Linked DNA regions of Homo sapiens: region 2 is linked to region 1. The links are chromatin contacts, found by Hi-C or POLR2A ChIA-PET in ENCODE. All regions are on one chromosome and are shown on one strand. The core of a region is the stretch at or near the end of the contact, and the rest is flanking DNA. Distances in the headings are between cores, read along the strand shown. Region 1 holds the start of SLC30A5 (solute carrier family 30 member 5). Region 2 has its middle 24 kb from the start of OCLN.

The links. Hi-C counts contacts between places; a loop is a spot of excess contacts on that map. ChIA-PET counts read pairs that join two places held with the same protein, here RNA polymerase II (POLR2A). Pooled maps may share reads with other maps.
Region 2: a map with no recorded cell type shows a loop between it and region 1 (10-fold over the local background). The contact joins the enhancer-like site here to the promoter of SLC30A5 in region 1. A Hi-C loop is called at or near these places in 3 of 37 single-sample maps with no recorded cell type and 3 of 50 pooled maps. POLR2A ChIA-PET finds 5 or more read pairs at or near these places in 3 of 52 experiments (AG04450, PC-9 and activated T-cell).

What each region holds. Positions count from the first base shown.
Region 1 is chr5:69,092,636-69,095,335 of GRCh38, forward strand. SLC30A5 (solute carrier family 30 member 5) reads left to right here and starts at 1,379. Exons shown (of 16, transcript NM_022902.5): 1 at 1,379-1,703. The coding sequence starts at 1,621. RefSeq lists silencers at 1,092-1,201, 1,532-1,821, 1,867-2,161 and an enhancer at 1,302-1,401.
Region 2 is chr5:69,467,390-69,470,089 of GRCh38, forward strand. It overlaps the pseudogene RPS27P14. Among named protein-coding and RNA genes, the nearest start is that of OCLN, 24 kb to the right of the region's middle. Within about 2 kb of position 1,327, at least 2 of the 41 ENCODE cell types and tissues checked have a DNase peak (open chromatin) inside an H3K27ac peak, as active enhancers do.

The sequences.
Region 1 (2,700 bases), core at 129-2,628:
AACACTTAACAAAATCCTCTTCCTTCTCCTATGTTCTGTCCTCACACAGTTGGATTCCAGGGCCTCTAGCAACAACGGTTACCAGTACTCCAGGCCCCACACAAAAAGCCACAAAAGCAGTCACCTTCCTCCGTTACTTTATTTGATAGATGACCCCAGGCTCCCTGTGGCAAAGAAGAATCCTTTCTTTTTCTTTCTTTTTTTTTTTTTTTCCAGAGACGGTCTTGCTCTGTTGCCCAGGCTGGAGCACAGTAGCATGATCATGCCTTATTGCAACCTTGACCTCCCACGTTCAAGCGATCCTTCCGCCTCTCCCTCCTGAGTGGCTGGGACCACAGGCATATGCCACGCCTGGCTAATTGTTTTTGTATTTTTGATAGAGACAGGGTTTTGCCATGTTGCCCAGGATAAGAATGTTTCTTTAGAAATCTGGAAATTGCCTTTAGGTTCCCTTAGGAGTAGGAGAGAAGGCCATGAAGTTTCGCACGTGGTCACTCCTAGAAAATTGCCCTGGGATAGTTTGCTGAGGAGGCAAATTTTGGTCAATACTAGTTTCTCCTCTCCAAAGTCCATCAAAGGCATTGTTCAAAAGAAATGGCCGTACCACTATTTGTAATTGATTCTCTACAGCTTCAAAAATAGTTATCTCTGGTTGGGGGAAGGGCACGTGAACTTTTAAGACTTCGGGCCTTCTCATCACAAAAATGATCCATACTCACAAAAACTTAGAGGCAGAGGGTATGTTAACCTAGATTAAGAATCTCTAGGCCGAGTGCGGTGGCTCACTCCTGTAATCGCAGCACTTTGGGAGGCCGAGGTGGGTGGATCACCTGAGGTCAGGAGTTCGAGACCAGCCTGACCAACATGGAGAAACCCCGTCTCTACTAAAAATACAAAATTAGCCAGGTGTGGTGGCACATGCCTGTAATCCCAGCTACTTGGGAGACTGAGGCAGGAGAATCGCTTGAACCTGGGAGGTGGAAGTTGCCGTGAGCCGAGATCGCGCCATTGCACTCCAGCCTGGGCAACAGGAGCGAAACTCCATCTCAAAACAAAAAAAAAAAGAATCCCTAACGCAGAGGAAAAGATTGGTGAGCTTTGTTTAATCACACACGCTGTACATTTTCCACGCCCTCCCCCTCTGCCCTACAGGAATCCGCTGTACTTCTGACGGCCCATAGGTGGCACTGTAGGGACAGGTAAGTGCACAGGGAGCGCCACCCGGAGAGGCTGATAGGAGGCGGAGCTTCAATGCGACACAACGTGGCGGGAGGAGCCTAAGGGACGAGGAAAGGCGAGTGTTCTGCTTGCGCAGACGCAAGGCTGGGCACTCCCCCGGGAGTGAGGGTTGCTGGGCCTGATGACGTGGCTTGGCAACGTCCCTACCGCCGCTGCTTCCCGGGAACCTGGCGCCGCCGGAACTGATCGCGGCCTAGTCCCGACGCGTGTGTGCTAGTGAGCCGGAGCCGGCGACGGCGGCAGTGGCGGCCCGGCCTGCAGGAGCCCGACGGGGTCTCTGCCATGGGGGAGTGACGCGCCTGCACCCGCTGTTCCGCGGCAGCGGCGAGACATGAGGAGACCCCGCGACAGGGGCAGCGGCGGCGGCTCGTGAGCCCCGGGATGGAGGAGAAATACGGCGGGGACGTGCTGGCCGGCCCCGGCGGCGGCGGCGGCCTTGGGCCGGTGGACGTACCCAGCGCTCGGTAAGGGACCGATCCGGAAGGCAGCGACCGGCCGGGTCGCTCAGGATGCACTTTCTCCGGCCTCCCTCCGGTCTCCGCTGACAGCCCGGGACGTCCCGGGGTCGGCGCGCCCTCTCCCCCTGCCTGCCTCCCTGCGCGCAGGCTGCCTCCGGGCTCCCCGGGCTCTTCGGGTGCCTGCTGCAGAAGGAAGGCGCTAAAGCCAAAAAGCTTCTGCTTGAATTTCTGGGTTACAAGGCAGACAGTCAGTCTTAGAACTGCCCGCCAGTTCACGTGAGAGGTTTTTCTGATCTGTGAGAAGCCTTTCTCTTGGCTGTTTCTCCCTGAAATAGTCTGGCGACTACTTAACCTTTCTGACGTTTCCCTGCATAAATTAGGGGAAGGTGTCACCATCAGCTCTCTTCAGGCGACGAAACCAAAGTACATACGTGAACTTGGATGTTCAGGGGAACTTGGATGTTCAGATTAACTGAGCACATCGAGGGTCCAGCCCCGTTTTCTTTTTTTATTTTGTTCTTAAATAAGAAATGTGTCCTCGTTGTCAAAAAAAAATCTAAACAGCAAAGCAATTCATAGAGTAAAAAGTGAAAATTCCCACTTCCTCTCTTCAATTCTCCCACCAACCCGAAAAGTAAGGGACCAACAGGTGCAGCGACCACTTTCTAGTGTATCCTTCCTAAGTTCTGAGATAGTGTCGAAAATGCACAAAATACAGCCCTGCAATTTGGCTGGAACTGGTGTTCTTTGCCTCCATTTTTAACGAGTTCTTCCCATTCTGGAATAAATACTTCTTTGATATTTAAAGAAAGTGATAAATGTGATAAATTCTTTAGAACTGTAGTAATAGCATTATAACGTAACTTTTTTTTTTTTTTTTTTTTTTGAGACGGAGTTTCGCTCTTGTTCCCAGGCTGGAGTGCAATGGCGCGATCTCGGCTCACGACAACCTCCGCTTCCCGGGTTCAAAAGATTCTCCTGCCTCAGCCTCCCGAGGAGCTGG
Region 2 (2,700 bases), core at 77-2,576, 370 kb after region 1:
GATCCACCCACTTTGGCCTATCCAAGTACTGGGATTATAGGCCTGAGCCACAGCAGCTGGCCCGCATCATATTTTATCATTTAAATAATATTTAATTAAATCATACACATACGTACACACATGTAGTAGCAAGTACAAGTGGGAATAACAGGTTTAGGTACAACACAACTATTGCTAACCACCCATCTCCACTATTGAGAGCAGAAGTAGTGTTCTCTAGAAACAGGCCTTCTAGGGTGCTGAGGTCATCATAAGATGCTTAAACTGAGCTTGTATGTTTCAGAATTAGCTGATATTTTTTAAATGGTCTCTTATTAAGTAAATAACTATCAAATTTCATAAGATATGAATTTGAGGACTGAAACTGTATTAGTCAGAACGGCTTTGGTTTCTAATAACAGAAACTCAAATCAGCTTATGCATACAAGGGACTCTTTTGAATTAGAGAACTGAGAAGTTTAGGAGCTGACTTGGCTTCAGGGTTCCCTTTCAGTCTGTTTCTCTCATCTTCACTGCTTCTCACAGCATATTTAGTCTCATGCTGTCATGTTTAGACTTTCTCTGTGTAACTGCGGAAGATGCCTGGTGTCAGCTCCAGTACATAAGCACGTAGTGGGTTACAGGGAAGTGGCTCTCTTCCAGCAGCTTTCTATCATGTCTCTGGAAGCGTCTGATAGGTCTTGGTTTGGGTTATGTGTCCATCTTTGAACCTATCACCACATCAGATGAGGCAGCCTGGATCTCATATCCGCTAATGTGTGGGCAGAACACAATCCCGTCAGGACCTCATGGAATGGAAGAAAGATAAGGTTTTTTTTTCTTTTTCTTTTTCTTTTTTTTTTTTTGAGATGGAGTCTCACTCTGTTGCCTAGGCTGGAGTGCAGTGGTGCGATCTTGGCTCACTGCAATCTCTGCCTCCCGGGTTCACGCCATTCTCCTGCCTCAGCCTCCAGAGTAGCTGGGACTACAGGCGCCTGGCACCACGCCTGGCTAATTTTTTTGTATTTTTAGTAGAGACGAGGTTTCACCGTGTTAGCCAGGATGGTCTTGATCTCCTGACCTCGTGATGCACCCACTTGACCTCCCAAAGTGCTGGGATTACAGGCATGAGCCACTGCGCTGGGCTGAAGAAGGGTGAGTTATAAATGAAAAGCTGCATGTGTGCTCTAATAGAAGCTAGACATGCAAAAACCACAGATGCCTCCAGCATAGACCATGCTTTTGTTACCATAATAGCAGGTATTCAGTCTAAGTCCTGCTCCTCATAGCACAGAAAACCAATCACTGAGACAATGAGTATTGCCAAGGAAGAAAGCTTTAATTGGGTGCTGCAGCTGAAGACATGGGAACTAGTCTCAAATTCATCTCCTGACTGACTATAATTAGGGGTTAATCTAGCAGGGAAGAAATGTAACTATGCATGGGAAAACAGGAACTCAACTTGAGAGGGGTAAGGAAGCAATCATGATGAATGAAGGGCCTGGTGTCTCATTGTCTGGATGCAACGATCTGGTGAGTTTCAGTTCTTTTTCTTCAGGTACTTTTTGAGAGGCTTTTGAGGGTCCTTTCCTGAGGAAGGAACTCAGATAATACAAATGTAAGGTTCAAGCTTAAGACCAGAACTGTCTATGGGACTATTGAGTTGGTTTCACCTTAGCTATTCTTTAATTCCCTCCTAAGACCAAGCCCATGGAAGCAGCTTGCCCTTAAATATTGAATGGCTCAACTGCTAGTAGCACTTTATTCTTCCAAACATTTTCACAGACTGATAAGGTTTGGATGTTTTGTCTCTTCCAAATCTTATGATGAAATGTGATCCCCACTGTTGGAGGTGGGCTAGTGTGAGGTGTTTGGGTCATGGGGGCAGATTCCTCATAAATGGGTTAGTGCTGTCCTCACAATAATAAGGGAGTTCTCGCTCTGAGAGCTCTTGAGAGCTCTGGTTGTTTAAAAAAGTGTGGCACCTCCTCCACCTCCACCACTCACTCTCACCATGTGACATGTCTGCTCCTGTTTTGCCTTCTGCTATGAGTAAAAGCTCCCTAAGGCCTCACTAGAAGCCAAGCAGATGCTGGTGCCATGTTTCCTATACAGCCTGCAGAACGGTGAGCCAATTAAACCTCTTCTTTTTCCTCTCTCCTTTTTTTTTGAGACGGAGTTTCACTCTTGTCGCCCAGGCTGGAGTGCAATGGTGCAATCTCAGCTCACTGCAACCTCCGCCTCCCAGGTTCAAGCGATTCACCCGCCTCAGCCTCCCAAGTAGCTGGGATTACAGGTGCCCGCCATCACGCCCAGCTAATTTTTGTATTTGTAGTAGAAATGGGGTTTCACCATTTTGGCCAGGCTGGTCTTGAACTCCTGACCTCAGGTGATCCGCCCACCTCGGCCTCCCAAAGTGCTGGGATTACAGGCGTGAGCCACTGTGGCCGGCCACCTCTTTTCTTTGCGAATTACCCAGTCTTTTTCCAGCGGTGACGACCTACCCAGGAGAACATGCCTCTCACAAAGGATCTCCTTCATCCCTCTCCAGAATAGGGGAAGAGGAAACACAAGAAGCAGTGCCTGATGCAGAGCCCCAATTCCTACTTCATGGGTGTAAATGCCCAGGATGGTACAAAATCATCACAGTCTTTAGCCATGCACTAACAGAAATTTTGTGTGTTGGCTGCTCCACTGTCCTCTGCCAGCCTACAGAAAGAA